2 separate regions of the Mus musculus genome follow, and region 1 is linked to region 2. The links are chromatin loops, found by intact Hi-C in ENCODE. Cell type or tissue: heart. All regions are shown on one strand. Links, peaks and the distances in the headings refer to the core of each region. The heading gives the core; the rest is flanking DNA. Region 1 overlaps Fyn (Fyn proto-oncogene). Region 2 overlaps Fyn (Fyn proto-oncogene).

What was found. Hi-C counts contacts between places; a loop is a spot of excess contacts. Peaks named below come from ENCODE experiments on the same cell type or tissue, not always from the same donor. Only the 100,000 strongest peaks of a DNase experiment are listed, where the experiment ranks them.
Region 1: a loop joins it to region 2, with 2.2 times the contacts of the local background. A loop is called at or near these places in 2 of 42 quality-filtered maps.

The regions. Positions count from the first base shown.
Region 1 is chr10:39,439,217-39,454,905 of GRCm38, forward strand. The region is part of intron 2 of Fyn (Fyn proto-oncogene); the gene reads left to right. Among named protein-coding and RNA genes, the nearest start is that of Fyn, 77 kb to the left of the region's middle. In heart, for the core only: CTCF peaks have their summits at 4,916 and 7,695; DNase peaks (open chromatin) are centred at 7,673, 10,235, 11,374 and 12,085; H3K27ac peaks cover 1,437 bases.
Region 2 is chr10:39,511,965-39,527,653 of GRCm38, forward strand. Fyn (Fyn proto-oncogene) reads left to right here. Exons shown (of 14, transcript NM_001122893.1): 4 at 1-32; 5 at 3,609-3,705; 6 at 10,790-10,888; 7 at 13,437-13,540; 8 at 14,817-14,966. Among named protein-coding and RNA genes, the nearest start is that of Gm40627, 71 kb to the right of the region's middle. In heart, for the core only: a CTCF peak has its summit at 8,601 (motif pointing left); a DNase peak (open chromatin) is centred at 8,517; H3K27ac peaks cover 1,482 bases.

The DNA of each region.
Region 1 (15,689 bases), core at 4,093-12,092, 73 kb before region 2:
CTAATTGAAGCTCCCCTAAACCCAAGGAATTTATTTTCTCATTGATGTGTGCATAACTCCTATTAACATTAATAAAGTTGTTTAGAATCAAAGAGCTGGCAGAAACCCATAACAGAGACCCATTTTGATCCTGCTTCACAAGGCGACTCATACCCACAGGGCATCAACAAGCGTTTTAAAGATAATTTTTACAGCTCTCCTTTTTAAAGTGGAGCAGTTACTGAGTCTATCATAGCATGCTCATCATGCCCTTGAGAGTTGGGCTTGGCTGTCGCCATGGGTGCGCTGACCCCACCCAGGGTACAGATGGCAAGCTCTGTCCATTTTACCTGGTTGCTGTGCCTGCTCATTTGCAGTAGGAGCTGGAGTTCAGGAGGCTCCGAAATAAAGGATGTAGTGGGTGAGGAAGACCAGCAGGCTGGACTCCAAACTCATTGCTGTGTTCACCTGAGCATCCACGGCCAGCACTGACTGGATGGTTGCCAATGTCATGAAACACAACCAGGAGGAGGGGGCTCCAGGGTCTCATTACCTGTGGAACTATCTAAACATTACAGTTCCCAGTCATTACTGTACACAAAGAATCTGAACTTGTGAAAACGGGTACTTTGTAACTAGCAAATATCCTTAGCTTCTACAAAAAATAGAGCACCAGGCGTTAAAGTGGCCTGCGCTGCCAGGGCCTGCATTTGCCCACTTGTGTGCCCACAGTCAGTGAGAGGAATCAGGTCACTGTGTCCCCCTCTACCACGTCCTGCCCAGCCTTTCCCCCCCACCTTGCCTGTAGCAGGGAATTCATTGATTCAGGTGTTCCCACTGATTAGAAAATGAACTTCAGTTTGGGAGATGAACAGGAGCTAGCTGGGAGGTAGAGGCAGGCAGATGTCTTCAGTTGAAGGCCAGCCTGGTCTACATAGTGAACTCCAGGCCAACCAAGGCTACATAGACAGAGTCCCTGTCTGGAAAAAAACAAACAATAAATGTTCCTTGAAAAACAAAACATTCCTTAGAGGTGGAAGAAAAGCTGTGAGTCTCGTTCAGAGATTTCTAAAGTGCTGGTCACAATTGCACCAGTTCCCTGGCTGCCTGGACACACCGAGCTTTGCCCTTAGAATGTGAATGTACTTTCCCCACAACTCTGAGGTCCCTTTCTTTTGTCTGGATAGGGAAGTGGGTATTTCTGGGGTTGTTAATCAGAATATGTGGAAGAAAAGGTCTGTGAACTGTCCCTTTAATCACCCAGCCTCATCTCCAGCTTCATTTCTTAAAGAGTAAACCTAAAATTTCCAGGGCAGGAGACAGCGTTGCCTATCTGTGTGCATGCAGAATCCGTCAAGCCCCGCAGAGGTGAAAACAAGCCCACGGAACTCTGTGCTTACTGCTCACCACAGCACTTCCAACTGGGTCAGAATTATCCTGGTTTTACAAATGAGGCAGCTGGAACCACAGACACGAAGCCAGCCTTTCTGGAGCCACACGGCCAGGCTGGGTCAGAGCCTCATGAGGATTGCTGCCGAGCTCTGCCTTCTGCTGCGTCCTGCTGAGGTCAGGTGCAGAGGGCCAGTGTCAGCCCTGTGGCTCATTTGTTCCCAGAGACCTAGTTTGATCTCTGGTACCTGCCTCACTAGTGCCTGAGCAGGTCTGCCACTCTGTGTGTGTTAAATGGATTATGATTATTCGTCTCATCCTGTTGATGTCCTTGGTCATTGTTGAATCTATTTGGAAACCTCTTTGTTAGAGCTGGCTCAGCAGGCAAAGGCACTTGAGCCACTTCTGGCAACCTGAGTTTGATCCCCAGAGCCCACATGGCAAACTCAAGAACTGACTTCCACAGTTGTCTTCCAACCCACAAGTTGTCTTCTGATCTATACACAAACACACCACGGCACACACATACCACCAAACAGATAGACTACACATACAATGTGTAAATTAATTTTTAAAAATGTAAATAACAGTTTTAGTATTTGACACCTAGGGTGGTGTTGCAGAGGCCTCTATTTGATGACCAAGTTCCTCAGCAAGTTTCGGGTGTTAAAAGATGGAGGCAGAGCTTCTCGTTGATGTAAGCTTATATAGTAACATTTTAAAATGTTCTTGATTTTAAAGTTTTCAGTGTAGGCAGGGTGGTGAGCTATAAAGAAGGTAAAGAAGCTGTTTCTTAGTCACACCAGTATCAAGGTAAGAGTGTTACAATATCAAGGTAACAGTGTTCCAGTGTAGTTATTTCTGTGTGCATGCTTTCATCTTGCTTCTTCCACTTAACATTATAATTTTGTAATGTGGTTAAAGAACTATGATCTTTTCAGTTATGTAAACAGCCGTTCACTACACTCTTACTATGTAGTTAAATATTCTCATAGTTAACGTTGTAAGTAGCATTGTTGTAAAGGCTCTGGCACCAAAGTATTTGTCTCTCTGGTTATTTATTGTTGCAAGAATAGGCTTGAATTAAGTAAAAATATAAACTTTTGATACATAAAAAGATTCTAAATGGGGCTGGAGAGGTGGCTCAGAGGTTAAGAGCACTGGCTACTCTTCCAGAGGTCCTGAGTTCAATTCCCAGCATCCACCTGGTGGCTCATACCATCTATAATGAGATTTGGTGCCCTCTTTTGGCCTGCAGGCATACATGCAGGCAGAACTTTGTGTACATAATAAATAAACCTTTTTAAAAAAGATTCTAAATAAAAACTTAAAAGAAAAACATTTAATTCTTCATAAAGTAAAACTACAGTGAGGAAGTATTCTGTGAGAGACATTTACCTGACACAGGTAGGTCCTAGGATGGATTCTTGGTGCCACAGAAATTAATTTACCAGAAAGTTCTTACCTTCTTCTAATTTATATAACTAATGCAATTTCATTGGCCCATATCCTCAACACACATGAATTTTCCTGTGTGATTATTACTTACATGGTAAAATCCTGTTTCTAAGGAGTTTTTCTTACCCGTGTGATCTGTGATGGCCCATGATGCCAAGATTTCTGCTTTGTTTGCTTTTGTGTCCCTAGCCCTGTGACCAAGATCTGACACAGAGTAGCCACTTGTAGTATGCTGGATGTATGAGTCTGCAGCGTATTTCCTCCCCTTCTTCCTTCCCTCTCCCCCTCTGTTCTCCCTCCTTTCCTCTCTTCCTTTCCTCCTTCCCTACCTCCTCCTCCCTTCCTCCTCTCCCCTCCCCTTCCTCCCTCCTCTGTCCCCATCAGTAGAGACACCTAGACAGGCAATTATGTCCTTACATTAGGAATCATGCAGACAATTTGAAGGAGAGTTGATAATTAGTGGTCAAGAGCTTAGGGCAGTTGCCAGATAGATGAGGGTCTGCAGCTCTTGGCAGCTTTGTAGTATAATCTTGAGCAACTTAATTAATTTCTTCCTGATTCCACCATTCACCTGCAAATCAGAGCTAGAACCCATGCACTGTATAGGGTAGGGCGACCCCCAGCACAGAACCTGGCAGATAATAAATACTCAGTAAATATTCTTAGCAACAACAACCTCTCCTGAAACTTGAGCTATGACCTGTGACTCAGTGACATGGAAATTAAGTCATGATGAGAAGTTGTGTGAGCTTTGAAGCAGATACAGCTGGCTTATTCTCCCTGTCCTTCAGTGTCATTTTCAACCGAGGCCATGAACTGTGACTTGTCAGGTAGGATTGCTGGGAGGCCACGTTTCAAAGTGCCTCAGATGTTCATTATGGCCTCCAGGTAGGCCCAGTGATAGCATCCCTTTGGTGGTGGCTTTGTTTTCATGAATGTGTGCATGTATGTATGTATGTGCGGGTGTATGTACATCTCTTCCTCCAGCAAGCTGTTCTGTAGTTTTAACTTTTTTGGTGGCACACAGAACTTGGTAATAGTTTTCTGTGATGTGTCTGTCAAATACATGTGTGACTGATAACCATTTTTCTCAGAGTGGTTCTGTGTACTCTTGCTTTTTAGAGTTACTTACCAGTACAGCAGACTGGGTAGCATCAGCAAGAGAAATTTACTTCCTCACACTTCTGGGAGCTGGAAGGGTTTGCTTCTGTAAGCTTCTCTCTTTGGCTGCAGATGTCTGTCTTTGACCTTTGTCAGGACATCACCTTCCCAGCAGGGTTCCTCTTCTGGTGACCTCATTTTAACTTCATTTCCTCTTTAAAGATCCCATCGTCAAACATCCATGGTCCTGTGGAATACACCACGGGGAAGGGGGGGGTAATATAAATACAGGGTTGGGGCACAGTTCAGTCTGTGACAATGTCCTTGAATGTTTATCTTTTATTTAATTAAAGAAATGGTAGACATGACTTGAATTTCCTGACCTGTGTCCAGTAGGTTGGATGGCGGCTCTCCAGGGATGTGCCTTATACCTGGATGGGGGAATCACACCTGCTCTAGGATTTGCTTTTGACTTGTTGCAGGGGACCTTAATAGGGTGGGATAGCCTTCTGCAAACCCAGCAATTACTTTAGCTCAGGGCTTGCACAGGTTTTCTGTAAAGGCCATACTATAAATATTTCCATCTCTGTGGGCCATATGGACTCCACTCAGACAATTCTGTTGTTATTTGACACAGCCCCAGACAAATCAAGCAAATGGAGTGGCAGTGTGCCCATACATTTTCATTATTTGAAATTCCAACCATTAAACAATGTCAACGCCCTTTCTTAATTCCACAGACCATACACAACCAGGTCAGATCTTTCCACAGCTGTAGCTATGACTTGCTGGCCCTGTGACAGAACTTTCAGCTCTTAATAGAACTGACCTGGGTAGTTTCTTCTATCTGTATAAATTCTGAACTGATTAGCATATTTGATTTCTGTCATATATCTCCACTTTCAGAATTCATGATGAGGAATTATTTGAGAAGCATATGTCATTTTAGAGAATTCCAGTGAGGGACTAGAGGGTTAAAGGACCTGCAGTATCATCCTCTGCCAGTTGGTGGAATTGTGGGTAGGGTTAGCATCAGAAAGCTTGGGCAAGAGCAACAGGACTTGACTGTGAGAAGTATTCCTCTTTGGAGAGCTCATGTTTAGAGAAACAGTGACTAAAGGTTCACAGCTCTCCACAGTGTGGATGTGGAGAGTAGAGTGAGCAACCATGGGACCAGGCTCCCTGGCCTTTCTCTCAAGATGAAGGTTAGCTGAGTGAGGTTTCTTCCTCAGGAACCCCACGACCCCCAGTCTGTACATACCTCTCAAAGCATAGTATGTGAGGCTGTGGGATAGAGCCATCGTGTGTGTGTCTCTCACGGCCTGTGCAGGTGGCCTTCATTCTTAGGGTGCTGTCCTAATTATAAAATGAGCCTCTCTTCCAGAGGGTCCTAGAAATAAACTGCCCGAAAAGGTCAATCTGGCTAGCGTTCTACACACCAGGGCTCCTTGAGACTGTTGTATTGAATGTGTGTGTGTGTGTGTGTGTGTGTGTGTGTGTGTGTGTGTGTGTGATGAAAACAGCTAATTCTGACCAGAAGACTAAGAACAGGTTATTCCCAAAACCTACGTCCACAACTCCCTCCCTCTGAAGCTGGCTGCTCTGAGGTCAGCCAGTAACTGCTTGCTGCTAACTCTCAGGATGTGAACATGTGCCTGTGTGAACACTCGAAGCACCTGGAAATTCAGAGGCCTGGGTGGAGTTCTAAGAGCCATTTCAGTACCAGAGACCACGCCTTGGAAATAGTCACCTATACACACGCTGCTATGAGAAAGGAATGGGCTGGTCTCATACAGTGATGCTGGAAGGACATCTTGAGTGTTTTCTGTGTAACTTAGGCCAAAAATGCCCTCTTTCAAGATTTGTCCTTCTAGGATAGTGTAGGCTGTAAATCCAAGGTTCCAGAAAATATTTTTGATGTGCATGAAGTTTGCCTTGAATAGCCAAATTTTACTTAAAATTATCAATTAAGATAAAATTAAAATAGCTGTGTTACTGTACTGAAACTGTCTGCTGTGCACCATCTGAACATGCAGTATGAAATGTCTGCACCTTGATAATCATCTTAAGTGAATAAAACCCCTAATTTAATGAAATGCCACTTTGAAGCTTTTAGCACTATAAATCTTTGAATTATCTTATCTTGTTTAAATTAATTTGCAGTGTTGCTTAGCTTTCAGCACTTAGGAAAGTTCTGTTTTTGTTTCTGATTTCCTTGGGATAATGCCAGGAGTACTAGTTTTTTTTTTTTTTAATGGAAGTTTAGCATTCTTGCATAAAAAATGCAAAAGTCATTAAGCACATTGAGGAGGAATTTTTCAGGAGAGCTCACCTGTTAGCAGCAGCCAGGTGGAAAAGGAATGAACTCAAATACTGGAAACTCCTAGGCCCCTGTGGTCTTCAGCAGAGAACGCCCACCAAGTGCAGTTAGGAATGGTGTTCTTAAATAATAAAGGTTGGGCTTTATCTATCAGAACACTTCCATGAATAGCACAAGTCCTTGGTGTTTTTTTTTTTTGTTTGTTTTTTTGTTTTGTTTTTTTTTTTTTTTTTTGTTTTTCGAGACAGGGTTTCTCTGTGTAGCCCTGGCTGTCCTGGAACTCACTTTGTAGACCAGGCTGGCCTCGAACTCAGAAATCCGCCTGCCTCTGCCTCCCAAGTGCTGGGATTAAAGGCGTGCGCCACCACGCCCGGCTACCCATGCCCTTGTTAAAGCTGGAGATCATCCATTCCCGCGGCCGTATGACCCACGTTGTATGTCAGAACTCATTCAGCTGTACCACAGAAGGACTTTTACGTTGTCCCCAGTGTGAAACTATTGCTAGTGCCCTCAGTGGGCAAGCAAATGCAGTATTCTGCAGGACGTATGTACTCCTGGGGGTCAAAGTCCTGAGATGTGTCTGTTCACTCTCTGAGCATGCGCACCTGCAGTGAACAAGAAGACTGCCTGTGAACAAACACTATTTCCTCACCGGCCTTTCCTTGTGCCTGTCCTGGTTACATCAGCCGGTCTGAGCAGGGCCTGTTGCTGTCGTGATCTTAATTTGCTTTCCTTTTATGGTTAAACTAAAATATTTGAAGTGTGTTGGCTGTTTCCCATGTTTTCCTTCTCAACTCTTTGCCCGTTTCCTTGGGTTTTCTTCAGCGATGTGTAGACTTAGCTGTCAGATAGCTGCACTATTACTACCTCTTCCTCGTCTTCTGATTCTGATGATGTCATTTCATAAAGGGATTCTTAATTTCACTATAATTCAAATTATGATATTTTCCTTTTTGCCCAGTATGTTTTTTGTGTGTTCTGGTTTAAAACTTTGCCTGTTGAAAAATGTGAAGGTGTTGTTTTCTGAAACCCCTTTTTTTGATTTTTTTTCTTAATTCTGCCATTCATCTAGAACTAATTTTCTTTTTCTTTTAGAGACTTAATTATTTATTTTAGGTATATGAGTACACTGTCACTGTCTTCACACACACCAGGAGAGGGCATCAGATCCTATTACAGATAGTTGTAAGCCACCATGTGGTTGCTGGGAATTGAACTCAGGACCTCTTTAGAGCAGTCAGGGCTCTTAACTGCTGAGCCATCTCTCTAGCCCCTAGAACTAATTTTCATACAGTCTTCTTCAAGATACTGATGTTATGTGTACTCCCTTCCTGGGACTGTTGTAACAGGGACAACCAGACCTATGGCCTGAGCAACAGAAATGGATCCTCTCAGACATGTCCTCTGGAGGCCAGAGCCAGCGCTCAGGCTTGGCAGGGAGAGTCCTCTGCTGGCTGCTGGGGACAGGCAGTTCTTGGTTTCCAGCTGCATTGCTCTGGTCCTTGTCTTTCTTCCTTAGCACGTGATCATCTTCTCTGGGGTCTCCTTGTGTCTCTTCTTGTTTTAGGTAAAATAAATAAATAAATAAATCCCGCTGGCTCCAGCTCTCACTGTTACTCTACGTAACTTCGTCTCTATATCTACAAGGGAGGTGTAGATGTAATTTCCAATTAAGGCCACTTTGTGAAGTCCTTGTAGGTCAGGACTTCAGCATATCTTTTGGGAAGGTACAATTCAACTTAATTCCTTCGGTGAACTCGGAACTATGTGCTGACATTCAGTCATGCCTACATTGACTCGGTGTCTGTCTGTCTTGGACTGTTGTGTTCTATTGGTCTGGCTCTCCTGTACCATGGTTTTTATAGAGAATATCCATATCTGATAAAGCCTTGTTTGCTTTTTCAGACTTTTTCTTGCTTTTTGTCCTTTACATTTCCTGATAATTTCTATTTACTGATTACTTTCGGGGGGGGGCACTAGTTATCTTTTTATTTAAAATTAAAGATTGAATTTGTGAGAGAATTGATGTCTACAAGTCCATGTACCACAGTCCTTCAGTCCGGGGTTGAGCAGCGAGCTCCTGAGCCACAGAGCCATCTCCTGGTGCTGGGAATGGGCTGTCTTTTGATGGAGGTTTGTTAACAGCACAAGGGAGAGAAGGGCATTTTCTTCTTTGTATTCAGTCATTAAGGATTTTCTCCAAGTTTACTAAGCTTAACTGCACTTAAATCAGTCTCCCTGACTCCAGACCAGAGCTGGGCAAATAAAATGAACACCAGAGAAATCCTGTTTTATGGGAGGTGTGTTGGTTTAAAACACTGTGTCCTCAGGGGTGGTAAAAACAGGTTCTGGATAAATTTGACAAGATGTTGGCTCATCAGTGCTGTAACTAAGAACCTTAACCTGGGCTCTGAGATTCAAGGCTAAGACTTGGGTACTGGCTCAAGGAGGAAGCAGAGCCCTAATTGTCAGTGCCCTTAGCACGCTGGGCCTGGCAGATGGGATCTAAAGAAACCTGGCCTGCTGCACTTCTGCCTCATAATGACAAGTTAGTATAAGCCTTAGAAGTGTACGTGTGAGCATGGGTGTGCATTTATGAGTGCCTATACATACAAGTATGTGTGTACATGTTAAGCTGAATGTGTGTGTGTTGTGTGCGCATGTATGTGAGTGTGCATGTTTGTGTGTATTTATGAGTGTGTATGAGTAAATTTGACCATGCGACTCTATATAAAGGTGTGTGTGTGTGTGTGTTAGTGTGTGTGTGTGTGTGTGTACACTGGGTATGTGAGAAACACTCTGGGTTCTGGTACTAAAAACTAATTTTTAAATGCTAAGACACTCTTTAGCAATCTTGTCCATTCTCAAGCTTGATGCAGTCAAGGCCTACATCTCAGGTTTGTGTGATTCACTGTTAACCTGCCTTCTGGGCTAGAAGTAAAATTACACAGAAGTGCATTTCCCCAGCCTTGCCTGGAGCCCTCGGGTTAGACTGGGAGCCGGGGTGGGAGGTGGGCATCACAGCAATGCAGTGTTTCTAATCCAGACTAGATTGCAGGTCCTAGAAACAGCCTTACATAAATGGGCAACTCAGAAACAATTCATGTTTGCTATAAAAAACAGTATTTGCTTTGTTTTCTCACTCTATCTGCTGCCTGAGGTGATTTCACAACTGGGCAGAAAGATAGGATTATGGCACTAATCCTAATGAGTTCATCTTAATGAGTTAGAGGCTCAGAGTCAACCCCACACTAGACAGTCAACTCACTGTTCTAGTGACAATCCCAAATGAGTGGGGTACCCTTGATTTATAGGTTTCATTGTAGTAATAATAAAGATATGAACTTATGTTGGTAATGGTATTGCTGGGACGTTGCTTTGGTGGTGGCAATTGCACCCCCTAGGCTCAGCTACCCATTTGCCTACAGTCCATGCCTCAGTGCCCATGAGCCCCCAATCTAATTTCAGAGCCACAATCTCAGGAATCTACACTTAGCCTCTTAGGAGCCAAGAATGAACTCTTGGCTGGTTCTGGGATGCCTTGCACACAGTGAACCTCTGCCCTGCCCGTGCTTTCCTTGCACACAAGTGAGCCTCTGCAGTGTCTTCCTAGTGCTCAAAATAAAAGGAGCAGCCAGCTTTTGAAGTTTGACTTTGACATTCCCTTAGTCTGTGTTTGGTCAGTACTTCCTTCCTGCTGGCCTAGTACCTCCTATGCTGTTCTCCACTCTGTCTTCCTCATCTTCATCTTCCTCTTCCCCTTCCTCCCCTTCCTCCCCTTCCTCCCCCTCCTCCCTTTGCTGTTTGCTTCTACTCCAGCAAATCATAAAACCACAGCCTTGCTTGAGGCCATATAGCTTTCTGGAGGGAAAGCAGAATTGGCAGGCGGGGCTAGCCCATAGGTCAGTGAGGCCTTCCCAGAGTACCCTGTTAGTCAGCCCCCGACTCCACCCAAAAGGAGGAGGGAAGTCTGCAGTCACTCAGAGTGGGTATGGTTCACTAGCAAACCGTCCTGGCTCTGGCGGTGGGTGAAGCTTTGTTTGTATGGTGCTTGTTCAGTGTGTCAGTGGACCACTCAGAGCTCTCATCTTTGGACCATTTGGCTATAGGTCTTCAGAGAATATTGTGCTGAGGAGGTGGAGTTGGGGCTGAGTTTTAAATCTCTTGTTACTGTGCTCAAAAGATGCCAGCTCTACACATGACAGCAGTAGCCACAGGGGAGTGGAGAAGGCAGGGAAGGGCTCACCACCTCTCTCAGACCTTATTCTTTGCTTGTGTTCAACCTTATAAATAATAGGTACTTGGGTTGGTTTTTTGTTTTGTTTTGTTTTGTTTTTTATTCACTGATTTTGTTTTATCTTGAGACAGGGTCTAGCAATGTGTAGCCCAAGCTGGCATCATCTTGTAATCCTCCTGCCTTAGCCTCCCAGGTTTTGAGATTACAGGTGTGTGTCATCATACCTGGTAGTCATGGACTTTCTAATAGTGTCATTGATTCAACAGTCCGGGATGGACGTGACTCAGTGACCGTGTGGGACAGAGTCTGGTTTCTGGCTGGCAGCTTCGTAACCCCCATTCCTTGTCGGTATTTTTGGAGAGCATTCCACTATATGACAAACTGATCAACCCCTTGCAACGTTCATTGAGACCCAGTCATTTATTCAGCCAGTCAACAAATATTTTTGAGTGCTCACTGCATAGTAGGCTCCCTGGAGAGACTGTTGTGCGTGTGTGCACGAGTGTTGACATAGCAGCCAAAGCGCTGGGTTAGCAGCCTGGCTAAAATGCCCATCTCTGCTGCCCTCTGCTTAGAAGGCCTCTCACAAGCTTCTTAGCCACAGTAAAACATTTCTCACTTTTGAAGTATGGGTCTAGGCTATAAATCCTTCCCAGATGACAGGTTGTAGTTGGGACCTAAGCAGCCTGTGCCCTAAATATTCATATATACAGTAAGGCGGGAGAGAAGCCAGAGACAGGAAGTAGCAGGAGCTCCCGTGAGACACTCTCTTAGTCCCATGCCAGGATCTGCACAAGCACTGGGACACAGCAGTGACCAAGGAGAGGTCCTGCCTTCCAGCTGAAGGTAGCGGATGAGGCGCAAGCCAGAATGGCAGCAGGGCAGCTTGAATTGATGGCACAGGATGCTGCTGGGACTGGGGAAATTGGAAGTAGGGAAGCGGGCAGGGAAGGGAAAGCAGAAAGGGTCTGAGAGGTGGGCAGCTGCGGCAGAAGCTGTGAGGGAGGCAGATAGCAGCGTCTCACTGCCTGACAGAAGACTCGTTCTCAGCAGGCCACCACAACAGACACAGAATCAGGTAAATCCCAGCATAGGCCTCTCCCCAATGGGGCTGACAAGCAAGGAAACACCAGAGTTGTCTGTGGGACACTCCCGACCTCCACAACTATACACAACTCCTACATGGGAATCAAAATGACACTGAAGCCACATGTGGCTCTGTGTAATGGCCAGTCTGCTTGCTTTCCTCAGAAATCTGGGTCTTTACTGAGACCCAGCAACATGTGAAAGGGTATAAATGCCTGCAGAGGATACAGCCCTCAGATCTTTTCCAGACCAGGGAGCCCACCCACCCACCCACCCACCCACCCACCCACCCACCCACCTACCGGATCCCACAAGTAATTGGAGCAGATCCAGAAGCCCCAAGCTCTTCCTTATTTACCCTTCAGTAATTACATACCTTCCCTATTGGAGGCTGGGGCTGAGCAGTTAGTCTCCTATTGTCTTTACAGGAAATGACATCCATGTGACTTCTCAGGAAGGCAACCAGTGGCCACTCTGGTTAAGATAATTTGGGAAGTGCTCAGCATATCCGCTAGCAGATTGAGTCCAGCTGAGTTGGAAGCTTCTGGAAATGCAGACACGAGACGGTCACCGTAACCAGGGCACTGCTGGGTCAGTTCCCTGAACAGAATGAAGCTCTGCAGAGTTGGACTCCTCAGAAAGGGGCGTGACCAGGGCCTTGCCACTCTCTCTCATTTATAACCTTACTCAGGATTGAGAGCTCCTCCACTCACGGAGACCTAAGCAGTGAGGAGTGCATGGGAACTCAGAGGTGCTGGGCTCATCTACACTGAGCTTGCTTCCCTGTGCTCTCCCTAGCTCCAGGACCAGCAGCATGCATCCCCAGGCTACAGCAGCAGAGCTGTGAACGTCCCAGGCATATCACTCACACACACACACACACACACACACACACACACACACACACACAAACACACACACACACACACACACACACACACACACCGGACAAAAGAGATCCTCCCAGAAGAGCAGGAAGCTCCCAGTAAGTAAACTCTTCTGTCTCGTTGGCTTATGTTGACCTGTAAGTTTATTGTTGACTCGGTCACTGGCAAGAGTCTGGGGGTCTCCACCCTGAGTATACACAGAGTATTCACAGCAGTCACCTGGGAAAGCTTGGTTTGACAACTCCTGTGAAAGGTCCTGTCAGTGGGCTAGTGTCCTGCAAAGCCCTAAACCATCCTGATGGCTCCCCTTCAGGGACTGTTGCCCTGCTCTTAAGGCACGGTGGCTGGGGAAGTGTATGCGAGGGCTCCCTTAGGAAGAAGAAATTGAGCATAACCCTGCATTGATGAGAACCATCCCTGTTCATAGTGTGTTCAGATGTCATGCACAGCCTTGGTGTTCCCTAGAAACAGAGAGTACAAAGGGGGCTATGCACTGTTGTGTGGGAGTGCCCACAAAATCAGCATTACTCCTTCACGACTGCACAAAGATGCAGAAGACAAACCACTCTTTGTTATGCGTTAGTTGTTTCTACTGGTAACTAAAAGCATATATCCAAATCCTAATGAGATGGCGATAAATGTGCTGTAGTATAAAAGAGTTATGTGCTAGGTCCAGCGCTCGTTCCTACAGTAGATAAATAGCTCAGCCTTGGGAGTTACTGGAGAGGAAGAACACACTGCCACATGGCCTGAGAGTCACTTGACATGATGTTAGATGTGGAAAATGCTGCCAGTGGTAAATTTCTGCCCAAACAGTTGGTCACTGTGCCCTGGTTACTGATGCTCATTGGAGGAAATCATTAGGCTTTCTTCACTTTGAAAAGGGATAGCTATCCTGTTTTTTGTTTGCTTTTGGCAAAAGATACCCGGTCACCCCTTGACAAAGCTGCTTGGATAAAAAGGATATGGACAAACCCTGTCTACCATGACCCTGATTCATCATAGATGCCGCAGAGCTTGGAATAAAAGATGTAGCCAGATACTAAGTTGACCTACCTGAAGTTGTCACCTCTGGTTTCATATGCAGAGACATCACTCCTGGGGCTAGTTCTTCAGTCGACCTGCCGCAGCACCACAGGGTCAGGTCTGCTTGATTGACAGGAAGTTGGATCTTGGTCTAGTTTCCAAGTGCTGCTAACTGGCCTGGCCAACATGGTTCACCATTCTATACTATGCACGACCCTGGGAGATGGAGAGATTCCTGGCTGCTCTGGACCAGCTAAGGGAGGTTGCTGGACTTGATGCTCTAGAGACGCAGGGGCCATACTTATCACGTATGCCCATGTAGGCATCCAGGGTGTTACTTGTCAGTAAATACTTGAACAGCTGGCCTGTTCCCAGAGCCCTGTCAGTCATCAGCACACATGAAGATCCACTCTCTAAAAAGAAGAGAACATTTTGTTGCCTAACTTCGGTCATTTATAATCTAAATATAGAATGTTGAGATGTCCATCTACACTTTTAGGACCTCATATGCTGCCAAAGAGATGAGCTAATATTAATATTAGCCAAGCTTGTACAATCAGTGTACTTAATCACTGATTGATTCAGATAGTATTGATGACTGCTTCCCTTACTGTGCCGGTGATAGGGGAGGGTATTAGTAAACCAGGAATAAAGAGGTAGAAATAATGTGACTCTCCCAAACTAGGAAGATCAATGAAACAATGGAAGATGATGAGATAACGAGAGTGAGGAGAGGCCTGAATCTGGTACTCTTGGCTGCAAGGACTGGGGCCATGGCTGGAGTTAACGGGTCAGGGCCCCAGTCTAGCAGGCAGGAATCTACTCTCCATTTTCCTTTACTGGGGCATTTCCTTTATTATGTAATAGATTTAGCTCTGTATAGAATAGAATATGAGTAGATTCATAAATGTTTTTATGTTATGTTACAATTAAGGACATCCTAAAATACGACTTCATTTAAGGATTCCTAAAAATGGCATTTACTTTAGATTTTTGCAGAAAATCATTGAACTATCGAAGGAAATCAATCTCAAATTTATCTATCTATTTATTTATTTGAGACACAGTCTCACTATGTAGCTGTTAAATATTTTGATAACTGAATATGGATGCAGTTTCCTCCTTTTAAACTGTGAATTTCACATGTTAATTTGAAGTACTTAAAGATATTATTCTTTAAAAAATTGGTGCACACCTTTAATTCCAGCACTTGGGAGGCAGAGGCAGGCGGACTTCTGAGTTCCAGGACAGCCAGGGCTACACAGAGAAACCCTGTCTTAAAAAAAGAAAAAAAAAATTGAACTAACAGTAACACCAACAAAAATTTCATTTAGAATTCTGAGAAACGCTATAGACTGGCCTAGATAGTCCAGAAGGGCAAAGAGCTCCTGCCTAAGAAAATACCTGGGGCCTTCTACTGTTATGGATGGGATGGGAAGAGCCTGGGAAGGCACTTGTCAAGGCCCCACCTGCTTGAGAACATGCAGAAATAAAGCCTGGACAGGCATGAGCCCAGGCTGACATTATCTCATGCGGAAACGTGTGGGTAACAAGAAGAGTCCCTGAAAAAGGTGTTCGGGGAAAATGCTTTGCAGAGCCAGGAGAGTGAGTGGAGGGGGTGGGAGGGAGGCAGTGAAGGCCGGGCATGGGTTTTCTGTAAGCAAGGCATGACGCAGACCAGATAGAATGTCAGGAGAGAAATCCCAGCCTGGGTACAGCTCAGCAGTAGGTCTGGGGCCTGGTGTGCAGGAGAGGTGAGAAGCCATGTTAGATGGGGCAGTGAGGAGCGAGATGGGCAAAGCTTATGTGTGCTCAGCTCCTAGTAGCTGCTGCTGTTCTCAGCCTCCCCGTGTCCCGTGTGTGACTGAGTTAATACAGTAATGATGACCCTGGAAAGTGCCTAACACAGGTCCTATGTTACAGACAAGAAAATAAGATTTACTGAAGAGGAGAGAGAAAAGTAGCCTTCGACCTCCCAGAACTAGGCAGAAGGAAGAGCTATGATAAAGAGGAGAGGAATTAGCCCAGGGGGAAAGGTGAGGAGTTTAATCTTAGGTATTGTCCATTGTTCTCTTGCTTTCGGTCGCTTTAAAGGATTGGAGATTCTCGGATTTGTAAGCATAGTTTCTCACTGATTCAACTGCTCACAGGTTTGTATTTTTTTCTTATTAGTGTACGCTAAGATAATTCATAAATTGGTTTCATT
Region 2 (15,689 bases), core at 4,395-12,394:
CACTGGGACCCTACGCACGAGAGGAGGGACAGGTAAGCCATTGTCAATCAGGATGGGTGAGGGCACAGCTGTGCTCTTTCACAGTCATTGCTGTGTGTGGATGGGGTGGGTGCAAGCATGCCACAGGTGTGTGGTAATCGGAGAACAACTGGAACTGGCTCCCTCATCTCACGTGGTTCCAGGGATCATCAAGAGTGGGTTACCCTCTGAGCATCTGACCAGCCCTTTGGTTATGCTCCTAATTATCTTGGCAAATACACACACAGACACACACACACACACACACACACACACACACACATACATATACATATACATGCTTCAGTTGACTCATTTTAACAGAGAAGTTTTGGTCAACTTTAGGCCCAAGTTGACTATCCAAGAACCAAATGCCTGGCTTCTCAGGAGCAGGAGACCTCTTGTCACTGCTCTGAGAATTCAGCACCAGTTAGTGCTGCTAACTGCACTGCAGTGTCCACTGTGGCCTGTCAGCCAAGGGCTCCCAGTCCTGCCTACCCTGAATAGGGCCAGCTCTGGGGGTACCCAAGCACTCCAGTGTGATGTACCCTTCCTGACTTACGGGGTAGTTTCTGTCCCTCTTCCCACTCTTCGGCCTGCCTGGCCAGTGTGGGTGGTTGTCAGCATGTTCCTCATTTCCGTCTGCTTGTCAGTATTCCAGCCTGGACAGCCCTCGAGTTTTCATTCATCTCTATATTCTATTGTTACATTCTCTGTGTGGGTTGTTTTGCTTTGTGTGACTTTTGAGACAGGCTGCCATTTTGTAGCCCAGGCTGTCCTCAGACTGTTAATAATCCCTCTGCCTTAGTGAGCGTTGGGAGTACAGCCATGAAATATCACACCGGCTGTGTGAGTTTCAAGCTGAGCTCTGTGTGCCAAAACCATTTCATATTCTCTCTCGTCCCTTCCTCCCCCAGGGCTCCTTCTGTTTCCCACCACAGGGCTGGGTTTCACCCGCACATCTATTTGCTGACTTAGCTAGTGCTCTATAACGTATCTGCCATACATCCTCACACACATTCCCTACAGTCTTTGTAAGCTGCCTCGTGTATTTGTAGTCTTCCAAATACTGTCCCAGAGTGTGAACCATGGTAACCAGATATTTTGCATTATTTGTTCCAAAATTGTTTATTACAAAAGTTTAAAAGAATGTAGCGTCTCTTGGCTCATCTGGGGGCAGATGCCTCGTGTCTGCTCTGACAACCTATCATGGCTTTTTACCCGGAGAGCTGACGCTGCCGAGGCTAGGGCTCTTTCTCTGTGGACAGCTTATGCAGTGGAGTTGGAAGAGGGTCCTGACCGGCCTTTGGACACGTGTCTCTTCCAGCACTGCACTGTCGATGTCTACCCTGTAGAACAAACCCTATGCTCACCCCTGTGCTGTAATGACACCAGCTTACCCTCAAATCCAGCCTTGTATGAGGCCCTAACCAAACCTCCATGGCCTGTACCTGCCCCCCACCTCAGGTGCCTGGAAAGGAAACAGACAAACAGTCTAGGGCCCTCTGTCCTTAGAAAATACAGAAGAAGAAGGAAAGCCAAATGAATACTCAACACACATGCACCTCCACTGTGAGAGGTGTTTGTTGAGATTTTTATGTTTGCTGACTCTTAATTAAGCAAACAGAAGCATCAACCCTGTTCATTCATTCATGAAGGCTGGATGTGAATCCCAAGTGAACATGTCTCATTCATTAAGGTCACCAGCATGGGCTCCTTGGATAGACTTAATGGAAGAGGCCATCTGACTCCTTATATTATTTGAAGTGTACACCGCAGTACCCTGGGGCTGGAGAGGTGCCCTGGCTTAGGGGTTAAGAGCCCTTACTGCTCTGACAGATGACCCAGGTTCTCTTCCCAGAACCTCCATCAATGGCTAATAACCACTGGCAACTCCAGTTCAGAGGAAGCCAGTGTCCTCTTCTGGCCCCTACAGGCTCTGGCCCACATATGGTGCACATAGGCAAAAGCACATATGTTTAAAGATATATTTTCAAGAGGCAGAGCCTGGGATATGGGCGGGCGTTCCATCTTTGGGGAGGGGGAGTGGTTGCATTGTGTGTCCTGGGCTTTCTGGATGCCTTGCTGTCAGACCCCTAAGGTCGTGAGCAGTCTTCATTGCTTCCTCCTCCATCCCCAGGGCATAAAACCCCCCAGTGATGGAGAAAGAGTGCAGGAAGGGCTGTTTTCCACGAGTGAAGATGGCTTGGATCTGCTCTTATAAAAGAAGAGACATCTGTGAATGAAGTACGGAATCAGAGTAGGCATGGCCGTAGAGGCTCCCACAGTGTGTTCTAAGCCAGACTCCCCTAATCTCAGAGAAACCTTAAGAAAGGAAGACTGAAGGAGCCCAGCTCCCCGGTCAGGACATGCACCTGAGACAGATGAAAGGCAGGTCCTCCCTGGAAAGGATGATCCCCACAGCAGTGTGGCCTTGGGAGAGGGGAAGCCAGGTGGTGATAAGCCATCACACTGGGAAATGTGCCGAAATTAAAACAAGAAGCCAAATTACAGAGAAATTCAAAGCTCCCATTAGGTATCACATCCTGTGTAACAACCACAAAATTAACAGCTTAAACAGCACATACATTTATGATCTATATCTATTACCTGCGTTCTGTGGGTCTGAATCTGGAAGGGAGAGCCCGGTTAGAGGCTGTAGGCATGAGTGGCAGAATCAGGTCCCTGGCCAGGGTTAGCCAGTCTGTCATCATGCTGGCGTGACACCCTCCTTAAGGTAGTGTGGAAGTAGAGAAGTCACCTTCTTCTGAAACATGTGTCACACTGGGGACATCTGTCCCCTTTGTACACTGTGTTAAGTAAATCAAGTTGTTATGTTCCTAAGGAAGAGTGTGCTGAACAAGGGCATGAGAACCAGGCAGGAGTCACTGTGCTCTGTCTACTGCATGGGGCAAGCCCTAGACTGAGTGGAATGCTGGGCTGATTTTTGCTGTTGGAACTTCTGGGATGTGGGACAGTCCATGGGAGTCGGCAGGTGAGAGAACCTAAGATGGACGTGAGGATGAGGGAGTAGCCAGAGTGAGAGAAGTAAATGCAAGGCAGAGGAAGAACCAAGGGGGCAGGAAGTAGCAACAGCAAGACCCCGGAACTGACAACCATGACCACAGCTGCGGGTGGGGGCCAAGGGCACTGCATCTCCCACCTGGGGTGAGCATTGCAGAGACGACTCGATGTCCCCGAGCCACAGAACAAGTCTCTTCCATTCACTGCTACCTTGTGCTAGGGATGGAAGAGTGATCCATTTACCCAGACCTTAGCTCAACCTTCAGGGAAACACGTGGGGGATAAAGTAGGCCAGTACTTGCCACAGATTGATGTCAGTCAGAGCCTTGTCTCTTACTCAGTGCTCATCCAGAGTCAACGTCCGTCAGCTCTAGGGTTTTGTCATAAAGCCTCCTCTATACAGACCACATTATAAAGCCAGCCATGTGACTATGACCATATTAATTACAATGCCTCAATATGTTTATTAATGCTAAGTGTAGATTTTTAAGGATGAGACTTTAACAAAAATGTGATTTCTTAGTATCAATTCCCTGTGTAATAGTCTCCGCTCTTTTTTTTGGCAGGAGTGACACTGTTTGTGGCGCTTTATGACTATGAAGCACGGACGGAAGATGACCTGAGTTTTCACAAAGGAGAAAAATTTCAAATATTGAACAGCTCGTAAGTTTGGGGTGGAGCACACATGCTCTTTGGTTTGGGGGAAAGGTTCTCACAGCAAATGCATGTGCTATCTGAAAGTAAGGAAAGAATGCCTTCTGCACTCACTAGCTCATGGCATTCGAGCCTGAGCGAACTGAGGACAAAGTGCAATACTACATGGTACTAAGTGCTAAAGAGGGCACCAGAGTCCTTTTAGAGCCTACTTCTTAAGTGTGCACGCGAGAGAGCAAGCTTCTGTGTGTGTGTGTGTGTGTGTTGCAAGGTCAGAGGAAGCAATCGGGTGTCCACCTCCGTCACTTTGAGGCAGCGTCTCTCCTTGATCCTGGAGCACCTAGGTTTCAGCTCGGCTGGCAGCCAGCAAGCTTAGCAGTGGCCTCCCCCCCTCCCCCGCCCCACACCCCCCTCGGCCAGCACTGCAGTTACAGGCTTGTGAGAGACACGCTGCTGGGATGCAGACTTGTGAGCGAGCACTCTTAACCACTGAGCATCTCTCTAGCATCTCTCTAACCCCAGGGTCCGTGCGTTTGCATCTCAGTAAAGAACATAAAGCAGCCGTGCCCATCCCCGGGAAAAGCCGCATTCTCAGATGACTGGCGCACGGCTTGGGTGCCAGCCACGTGCTCTCTGCTCTGAGCTGCTCTCCATTATTCAGGTGTGGGCATTGTCAGAGGCCTCGCCCTTCAGGCCAGCAACCAGATCCCCCCATCTTCACAACTGTGAAGCCTGTTGAGGTGGTTTCCTGAGGGAAAATATGGGAGTGTCTGTGCTCTTAAGAAGAAAGCAGAGGCCTTTCACCGACTTGAGAATGTGACCACCAGGAACAACTGTCACCAGGGAGCAGGCAAACTTAGGGTAAAGGTTAACACCCTTTTCAAGCCCCACAGTTAGCACCTGTGGAGGAAAAGCAGTTGTGCCTCTGCTTTCTGTCAGTGCCAGAGCATCACCTCCCTCAGCATGCATAGATGAGAGAACGGAAGGAAAATCCACTCCCAAGGAGATGGTACTGTCGTGCCTCAGCACCTCAAGTGTGTTGATGAGTGCTCCCCACTCATGGGCAAAGACTGCCACCTGGGACGAGGCACCTGGGGTGAGGTGGGGTGGGCGCTGCTCTTGCTAAGAAGTCTGATTGCGATTTCTCTGGCTGAATTTCAAGGCAGTTGAATGGCTTGAAGCTTGGCCCTTCTGCCCCCCCCCCAAAAAAAAAGAGGAACCTAGGGGTTGAGGTAAGAGGTAACACATACTGGAAAGAGGAGGGTGTGGCAATGGAGAACCCCCTGTAACCTCAAGAGTGTCTCCATGGGAGGCCTGCCCTTCTCCAGGGTGCCCCTGGCTCTCAGCACTGCACGGAGAACATTTTCAACAGCAAGACCCCATGCCTCCAGACACACTAGTAACTCTTCTAAATGCCAGCAGGCACTGTCTGCATAAAGCAGGAGGCTTAAAATTAGGAGCAGTTGTCAACACCAGAAGAGAGGTGGCTGTGTTTTGGTGTTTTAATTTATTGAAATGCATGGCAAAGGTGTGTATAACCACGCCTGGTGCTGGTTGGGCAGCAGTGTATATGCTGACTTACTGTTTCGTAACCTCACATTTAAAAATACAAAAAGTGATACATTGATGTTACATGTATTTTACCACAAATTTCAAGGACAGAATTTACTGTATTCTCACATACTAAGCATGTCCGTGCAGCCAGAATTACCTCCCCCTCCACCCCCAGAGAGCTCCTGCAGGCACAGGGGTTTTTAAAATAGTAAATGGCTGCCATTTATTGAAAGTGCCGTATGCACTGACCATGTCATTGCTGTCGCTGATCCTTCACAACAGCTGTCTGAAGTATGTGCCGTGACATCTGAGAGCACGGGTTAGGGAGCTGCCCAGTGCACCGTCCTGGCAGGTGGCAAAGCCCAGGGTGAGATGTGGGGCTGAGAATTCAGAGTGTGGTGTCAGGTGTGACCTGGGAAAAGCCCAGATGCTGCCATCAAAGGCAGCTGGAGTGTCTTAAGTGACGGTGGGAATGGAGGGAGGTGGCTGCAGCGTTGGAGAGAGGGGCGTTTGCCTTTGATCTCTTCCCGTTTATGATTGCTTATTGTTAGTTTGAGTCTCAGATGAGCGCTGCTTGTCAGAGTCTATTGACTGGGTTTTGTGTAAAGCTCCCCAGTGGGTACAATGTCCTTTAACTGACAAGGTCACTAGAAGTTTGAAACTCTGTAGGCCCTAGGAAGTAAGAAGTAGAGGGGTAGAAAAAGGCACATACAATTCTGGGCACCTGTGCACACTCCCGACATAGGCCTGTTTTGAGGTTGCAGCCATGGCCCAGTTAGTCACTGGCAAAGTCAAGTCCCTGTCATTGTCCTTTGTTATGGAGGAGTCTACACAGTCAACATGGAGGAGTCTACACAGTCAATAAAGCGGATTTTAGAGGAATGTTTAGGGGATGCAGCCTATCTCACTGTGCATTTTATTTGACTGCATAGCTTTTAACGGTTGCAGAGTTCTCTGGTCCTCTGACCCTGTTCTCCTAGAAGAGAACATTGCTAAGGGACTTTTCCTTTAAGGATAAAATTCTTTGTCCTACATGGTATTTAAGTGCCCCTTTTCACGGTTATGGAAAAGAAAAGTAAGGTTTGTACAGCAAAACGATATCCTGGAGTCAAGGGTAATAACAGGGAAGGGAATACAGAGCAAAAGACAGAGCAGATGGTGTGAAGGCCTCCCTCCCTCCCTCCACCACCACCAGCCCTGACAGGAGAGGAATGGGGCTCTGTCCTCCCCGGGGCAGCTGCCCCCCCATGTGTTCCTTCTGACTACCCCTCCCATCAGGACGTGCTCAGAAGGCTCCTCCCAGTGCACACAGGGTTGGAGGGGTCCTCGCTGACCCGTTGGGAGTTCTCAGTAGTAAAAGGCTTGCGTTCACAGCACTGTAAGTTCACCTTCTCTCCCCACCCCCGTTCTCACACTTTGTAACTGGTGATTTACCCACCTTGAAACAGCATGTCCTTAAAATGCAGTGGGTGTTTTACATAGGTGCAATCATGGCCTGACCCAGGACCTACTGAAAGCTAGTTTCTGTCATAATCAGGAAAAAAAAAAATTGGTTTGATTTTTTTTTTTTTTTTAATAAGTTTGGTGGTTTGGTTTGGTGTTCAAAACAGGGTTTCTCTGTGTAGTCTTGGCTGACCTGGAACTCACTCTGTAGACAAGGCTTGTGTCCAACCCAGAGGTCCTCCTGTCTCTGCCTCCCCAGTGCTTGAGATTAAAGGCATGTGCCACCACCACCCAGCTGGGGAAAAAAAAAGTTTGTATTACCCAGACATGTGATAAAAGTAGTTTCAAGAGTCTTATCTTTGAGTAAGAAGTACAGCTGTGGAATGCAGGAAGAATCCAGTATCCCTGGCTGGCCAGACAGCTCAAGGCTGGCTGCTCTTGGCAAAGCCACTTCCTGCCTCCATCTGATCTCCAAAGTATCTGGACTTCCAGCACCTGAAGCCGCAGCCCTGTGAGGGACTTGAGGATTAAAGACGGGATGGAAGAACAGAGTCTGTTACAAAAACTTAGAAGCCATTCTCAACCAGTGTCGGATTAAATCACGGGTTTGGGTCAGACAATAAGACAGTATCTTACCAGGTACGAGTGAATTAAAAAGCTGAACTGTAAGAACAGTTTAAAGAACTGCAGCTTTATAGGCTGGAGAGACAGCTCAGCAGCTCAGGCCAGGGAACCTACTACAGTTCCCAGCAGCTCAGGCCTGGGAATCTAGTCCAGACCCCAGCAGTCAGTCCTAGGAACCTTGTCTAGTCCGCAGAAAGCTGAGTGTGGCAGGCAGCACTACTTGTAACCCATTCCTGGGAAAGCAGACAGACAGGAGGAGTCACTGCTCACCCAGTCTCGCTAAATGAGCTAGCTGCAGGTTCAGTGAGAGTGAGAGTCCCTTTCTCAAAAACAAAGAAGAGAATAACTGAGAAAGATGCCCATGTAGTCCTCTGGCCTCTGTAGACATGCAAACACACTGGCAAGAATACCTGAACAGCATGCATCACACACACACACACACACACACACACACACACACACACACACACACACACACACACACACACAGGCACAGATTTTCAAATGCTGATTAACTACAGTAGCTCAAGTCAAGAATAAGGGTCCTGGGCTGGAGAGACGGCTCAACCGTTAAAGGCTAGGCTCACAACCAAAAATATAAGTGTAAGGGTCCTGTTAGAGATCCCGCTCCAAACCAACACTGTGTGCAGGACTGTGGAGGTGAATGGGTGCTGCCAGTGAATTAAATAGTTTTTGCTTGTTTATTTACCTAACAGCTTGTAGTAGATATTTTGAGTCTAGGACCAGTGAGAATAGAGTGTGAGAAAAATGCCACAAGATGTGACATTTGCCTTATAATGTGTGACTGTTTGTCATTTGTGTGTCACTCTTGTGAGGGGGAAAAATGGCCCAGAAACGTTAAGTCCAGAGTGGTGCTATCTTTCTTCTGAACAACTGTTACATTCTAATGTGTGTAAACTTATTTAGATGGCTACACCAAAACAAGACAGCTGATACTAACTTAAATTGGAAATTGCCTCATTAGTGAGTCAATTCATGATTACTCAGTCACCTGAGTAAGACTGGGCTTGTCCCCGATTGCAGCAAGATCCCCCAACATCCTGACATCACCTGAAATTGGTGCTCGCTCTTTTTCACTTTGATTTAACTAGAAGTAACTTGATGAAGGTTAGCATGCGTTAGGAGACAAGCCTGGGCTGCCAGCTCTTCATTCTTCTTCACTGTCTGGAGCGGTTCCCAGGCTGGGAGCAGTGAAGGTTGGTTGCTGTGAAGAGCCAGTGGGTGATCTTTATGTTTTTCAATGATGAAATGTCTCCATCTAGTGGAATTTCAGAGCAGTAAACACTCACTATTAAAATGAAGGTAAAGCCTTTTTCTTAAACACATGGTGGTCAGTATAACTTCCAATATGCATTTAGATGCTAGACTTACAACTACATATATTTCTGTGGGGCTAGAAATGGGAACAGTGCTGACTTAAAATGTTAACTTGGTTTTCTCCTTGGGGGTGGGGATGGGCTCCTGGCCTTGTGTGCACTAGGCAGGCACGCGGCCACAAAGCATCTACGTCATGAGATGTACAAGGCAGAGGCACACATGCACACATGCACGAATGGTAGCTAAGAGAGATGTTCACTTGACAAAGGACATGGCTCTCCTTGGGGGAGTTTTGTCTATGTAAATTCTTTGATGTGTATAAATATTTCAAATAAGAATATGGACACAATGTGATTATAATTAAACAGTTTTCTGGGTAAGAGAACTACAGTATCACTCTCATGGTTGATCTGTTAGTTTAATAAGGTTAAAAAGGAAAGATGCTAGGAGTTTCTTTGTTTGTTTGTTGTCTCACTATGTAGCCCTGACTGTCCTGGATCCCACTTTGTAGACCAGGCTGGCTTTGAACTCATTGAGATTCACCTGGCTCTATTTCCAAGTGCTTGGACTAAATGTGTGCTCTAACACCCCTAACCAAGAAATAGGTTTTATAATCCCTCAAAATTAGAGAGATAGCTCAGGAGTTAAGAGTGTGCTGCCAGCACCCACATCAATAAGCTCATAACCATCTGTAGCTCCAGCAGGATAGAGGTCTCTGGTATCCAAGGGCACCTCCACTCCTCTGCACATTACTGCATAGAGAGGCACACATGCCTACACATAATTTTTTAATATAATTTTTTAAAACTTATATTAGCACTTTGGGTGTGTGTGTGTGTATGTGTGTGTTTTCTACTGTTATTTATCTCATAGCCACACCCACTTGGATGAGTTCCCATTTTATTCTTTTATTCTGTGACTTTCTAAAGCCCCACCAGATGTCACTGGTCCTTGGTACCCCTGCTCAGAAGTTTTTTCTGTAGGGAACCTGAAGGAGGGAGGACTCTGGCTTAACAGGAGGCCAGGGTGTCTACCTAATGTTGACCTGGGGAAGGTCTTCCCAGCCCAAAATCAGTACGTTTTCTTCCCTGACTGAGCATCAACAGAGCCCAGCCAAAGACAATTTTAAAAAAAAGAAAAAGAAAAGAAAGGCCTGAGGTTTCTCTTGTTACCTTCACAGACTAAAAAAAGAAGAAAAGGAGGTGATGTGTCTGTAATGGTCAGAGGCTGAGGCGCCTAATATGGTGACCGGCAGGCCTGTTTCCCTGGCCCTCATAGATAGAGAGGCTTTCATTTGGTGCAAGTCACAGCTAAACTCCACGCACATGATCATTGGCCCACCCACTGTTAATGGGAGGAAGCTCACATGCCATAAACCTTCATGAATCCAAGCGTATGGATAATAGTTCTATATATAGTGACTGTAAACTGAGAGTCGGAAGTGCCCTTCCTGATTCACACTCTGAGAATTTTGCTGCAGTGGCTCAGAGATCTCTTCTGCCCTCCAGCTACACAACTGCCTGGCCTCCATCTGAATCTGGGGGTGGGGGTGGGGGGAGCTATGAATGTTTAATAGAGTAACATCCTGTTGAGAGTGTCTGAGGAAATCCTGTTATGTGGTGTTCTTATACTACCTGCAGAAGGTCATGTCTTCTTCCTACTTCGTCAAGAGCAAGCTTGATAGGTCCACTAAGCATACATCCAACCCTCACTGGGCCTCCTACTGCTTCTCCAAAGTAAACTGAGGCTGGTGTGTGTACTCCACACACACACACACACACACACACACACACACACCCCTCATTCAAGATTGCCTCCTACCCAGAAAGATGCTCCTCCCCGAGCCCTAAGTGGGAAAGTTTCCGTTTCAGGATCTCCTGATGATGCCCTTGAACTCCTCAACCTCCTACTGGGATTTCCACCCTTAGCTTATGTGGGGCCGGGTATTGAACCTAGAGCCTCGTGCACGTAAGAAAAGCACTCTGACTTCAGCGCGTGGTGCTTTGGATTTCTTAGGGCCCGTGTTGAAAGTTTGCAGAAGGGGGCACAAGGCTACAGAAAAGGCATAGGGTCGGCCTGCAGAATTCCCAGCTGGATGGTGCGTTCAATTCATGTCCCTTCTTTTCCTTTGCAGGGAAGGAGACTGGTGGGAAGCCCGCTCCTTGACAACCGGGGAAACTGGTTACATTCCCAGCAATTACGTGGCTCCAGTTGACTCCATCCAGGCAGAAGAGTATGTTGTTGTTGTTGTTGTTGTCTGTCTAAATATCTGCTTTTAATTGTCACATAAAATGCCAGTGACACAGCACAGGAGCGAGAAGACCTTTCCCAGTGGTTAAGGGTTGAGAGGCTACAGTCCTGCTGTGCTGTCGAGTCTGCGCAGTACACTGTTATTCACTTCGTGGTTTCCTTTGAGCCCGTCCGTTTTCTGATTGAGAAGCTCTATGTGAGTACCCTAGATGAAAACCCAGTAACTTGCTCCAGATGAAAAACCAATGTGGGGAAACCACAGCTGCAGTGTGTGTTACTGAGAGCCCACCGTGCGCCTGCAGTCTGCTCCCTGAGCACTTGGGAGGCAGATAATTATGAGAGATTAAGCCCACACACACACACAGGAGTCCTCTGCTTGATAATCAGAAATACTGAGCCTTCTGAAAAGACATAGCTTTTTGTTCCCCAGGCAGAAGAGCAACTTGGAAACTACTGCAGTTGTGGGCTTCGAGGGATATTTTCCTTGGACTGAGGTCTCGGTTGGTGTTGTGGCTGGTCGACCTTGACCAGCAGTTATTTGGCCCCACCCTCCCACTGGAGGGAGGCAGTTTTGGAAAGTGGTAGGAGTCTGGGGCTCTCAAAGGATGGCTGACTGGTCATTGTTCATTCTCTTTCCAGAGAAACCTGTAGGAACTCTTAGGAAATGGGGAGGGAGGTTGATGTCCCAAGCTCAGGAACATGGATGGCCTCTACCCCACCTACAGGGACAGACCTCACCAGAAAGAGAAAGGAGTCACTGTCGGTTGCTCACGGCCTGCAGCCTGCTGTGGATTTGCGGAGGCACAGCACAGAGGAGTAGACCTTCACCCTAGCCTAATCCTCATGCGTCCATCATTCTTCTTTAAGTCTTTTGTACTCCTACACTTCGATCTGTTTCTGCTTCTCCAGCACTGTGTTTTGAGCTGTTTTACCCCCTTCGTTACTAGTGTGTTTCATTATCAGAAAATAGGAAATATGTGTATTTGTATTGAATTTTTAGGACAGATTGGTAAATATCTCCTGTGTCTTTTCGGAATTTAAAACTTAACTACAAAGTAACATTCCTTTGATTTAACTGAGAATCCACTTGGGGGTGCATATTTAAGTCATATTTATAATGATAAGGTTTTTTTTTAATATTTTGGGCTTTTTAGAGTATAAGTTAGCTTTTTAAAATACAGCCTGTGGTTTTTACACGTGCAATTAATCGGTATTTTGCACAAGCAGCGTGTGGTTAAGTGTAACCTCTTGTTCTGCAGGCCTTCCTCTCACCAGTTTTACACAGCATTTTAATTGAGTTACTGATACAAACCAAAAAAAGACATTTCTCACATAGCTGGTGTCGTATCCTTTACAGCAGCTATTGCTACGCTGGGATTGTGGAGAGTTTGGGTACTTCTCAAGTCACTGAAGGTGACGCTCCTTCGGTGAAATTCTTTGACTCACAGAAGGATCTGATGGTGAACTTCCTAGCTACATTCAGGCATGGTGAATTGAAGCTTCATTTTTAAAACCATTTGCTTTCATAGATGAATACTGTGATGGTTTGGTCCTGAAAGCTGCTCCTACTCACAGATTCTGGTGGAATGTTCCAGAACTCTCCCTTGGGCTCTTGGCATACTTATCCTCTCATATACAATCCAGTGCTGAAATGTGAACGGATTGCCGGGCGTTGGTTAGGACTCAGCAGCTCAAGTGGAGAGACAAAAGACGCATTCCGGTCCTGAGGAGGCCTGTGAGGCTTCCTGCCACGGCACAAGTGTGCTGTCAGTGCTGTTGCAAGGGAATGTTAAAATGTCTGCACCACCGACTCATTTTTATGGACATGCCCATTAACCGTGCACAGCTTTCTCTCAGATGTGCAGTAAGCAATCCCTGCAGCTGTGTCAGAGAAGCGCAACTGCAGGGCACAGGCCAGGTACTTGGTAAACGCTCCTCACGAATGCTGGACAGGGAGAGAAAATCAAACCAGGCTTCCAAGAACAGCAGCCATCTCAGATCAGGGGTAGAGCTGAGTTCCCGTCTTCAGAATTCCTGTAGGTAGAGACTAAGTAGAAGTGTTATCTGTCTTCCTTCTTTATCCATCCTGAGTGGGCTCCTTTAAAAAAAAAATCATGCTTGATTGATGATCCTTATACTAGAGCTGAGTCTTGGTATTTCCCAGGAGTTGTAATTATGCTCAGAAATCAAGGGTCGTACAGCTGAGCTATGGAATCGTCCCCTGCAGTTGGCATTTCAAACAAGGTGGTGGGTTTCTCTCTGTGCGTGCAGGTGGCATTTCACACACACATCCCTGTCGTCCTGGAGGGAAGGAACACAATCCATGATTCAAGATTTTTTTTTTTTTAAGAATGGAAGAGATGCAGAGTGGATAGAATCAGGAAAGATTGAAAAAGGACTGAATGAAGCTAGAAAAAACTAGTTTGGGGCAGTGGAAGCAACATTAGAGGCGAAGGAATTTGTGGAGGAAAAGCTAGCTACATTGCTCAGTCACAAGTGTATTTATTTTCTTGCCTGTGTCTCCCTTGAAGGTGGTACTTTGGAAAACTTGGCCGCAAAGATGCTGAGAGACAGCTCCTGTCCTTTGGAAACCCAAGAGGTACCTTTCTTATCCGCGAGAGCGAAACCACCAAAGGTAAGCTAAGGAGAGGGCAAAACTGATGTGCTGTTCAGATCTGAAGGTCTTTGGGATCGGAAGGCGTGGCTCTTGCCTGGTCCGGGGCCTTCTAGCCTGAGCCTCCTGCTGCTCTCCAGCTCCCCTGAAGACGCTGGAACTGCATTTAGCTCCCAGAGATGATCGGGCTCAGAGGGAGGCGCCTCCAGAAACAGAGGCCAGGCTTCCGCCTCAGCTCAGACTCCGTCCTGTTCTCCTGTTCGAGTGAAGGGCGGGAACTTGGTTTTTCTTACCTTTTTGATTTGGGGTGTGTGTGTGTGTGTGTGTGTGTGTGTGTGTATTTTCAAGACAGTGTTTCTCTGTGTAGCCCTAACTGTCTTAGAACTCACACTGTAGACCAGGCTGGCCTTGAACTCAGAGATCCACCTGCCTCTGCCTCCCAAGTGCTAAAATCAAAGGTCTGCCTGCCCTACCACCACCCAGTTTAAATTTGTTTTTCTTTCCTTCCACTCTGTTTTGTTAGTGGAGGACTCCTTCCTCTTCCCTCTGTTTAATAACTCACTTCAGCAGGCAGAGGGGCAGAGAACCATGCTGCCACACACTGGTGACCTGTCCCTGTGCAGATTGCCAAGCAGAGCTTTGGAGCTTCCTGCTAGGGGATAGACTTCCATTTCTTTTGTTCCCACCCTCTGTTCCTCCCGCACCCCTGCCTCCCATCAACCACCTCTGTCCCCACCCCTGCCTCTCCACCAACCACCTCTGTCCCTACCCCTGCCTCTCCACCAACCACCTCTGCCCCCACCATCCCTGCCTCACACACACACACACACACACCCACAGCCCCACCACACACACACACACACATATGCCATCCCTGTCTCCCAGCCCCTCACTATCCCTGCCTCTCAGCTAGGCCACAGGAAATGAAAGCAGGAGGCAAGCTCACCTGGAGTCTGCTCTTCATCTATCCCAGTGGGATTTGGTCTGTGCAATATTAGACAACACAAGAAACTGAAAGGAAACTTTGAGAAAAACCAGAAGTTTTTAGTTCCAAGAGCAAAGTCAACTGTATTGCTAACATCTCTGAACACTGGCAGGATAGCAAAAGTTGTCTTTGTCCTGTTACAGAGTGGAGATATATCTGTCTCTTTCGTATGTGTGTGTGTGTGTGTGTGTGTGTGTGCGCGTGCGCATATGGTTTGTAATAATTATTAATCAGAATAGTCACATAAATGAGGCCTGCAGAGCAGACTGGGGCTCCGATGATTGGTGTGGCTAATGCTTGCACGTTTACCAGGTGCCTACTCACTTTCCATCCGTGATTGGGATGATATGAAAGGGGACCACGTCAAACATTATAAAATCCGCAAGCTTGACAATGGTGGATACTATATCACAACGCGGGCCCAGTTTGAAACACTTCAGCAACTGGTACAGCATTACTCAGGTAACCCCAGTGCCGTCACCGTCACCGTCACCGTCACCGGTTAGAAACTGGAGGCTGTGAGGGAGGAGGAGGAGATACGGGACAGAGTCACTAGGTAGAGCTGTCCTCTGCCCGCCCACCCCCACAGTCAGACAGACAGATGGAGTCCGGGGTTCTGTTGCTCTTCTGCCCCAGATAGGATTTTCCTCCTGTGTTTTCCAGAAGTTCCCCCCAGTAGAAGGCAGTAGTTTAAATCTTGAAAGCTGTATTTGTATATTAATTTTCATAATAAAAATCCTTGCACGTTCTTTACCTTTGCCTTCATTGCCATGCAGAACTGTGAGAGGAAAGGAGGAAAGGAGCTGTCCCTAGGCAGGCTCAGACGGCCCCCAGGGAGCCTCACTTGATCCTTCACCGCAGCAGAGGGAAGCACATTCTTGCACTCTGTAGAAGAAAATCTGTGCTGCTGCAGGGTTCCCTCCGCCCCGCCCCCACTCCCCCCCCCCCCCCAGCTTGCCTGCTGAGGCCACAGCTCCCTTACCTCCATCTCCTGGACTTTCTTGGTTTTTTGTTTGTTTGTTTGTTTGTTTTTGTTTTTTCAATTTTTAAAGACTGGGTCTCGCTATAGCCCTGGTGGCCTCCAACTCAGAAATCCCCCTGCCTCTGCCTCCTACTGCTGAGACTGAAGGTGTGCGCCACCATACCCGGCTACTGTGATGACTTTAAACAAAGATTAGACTTTGT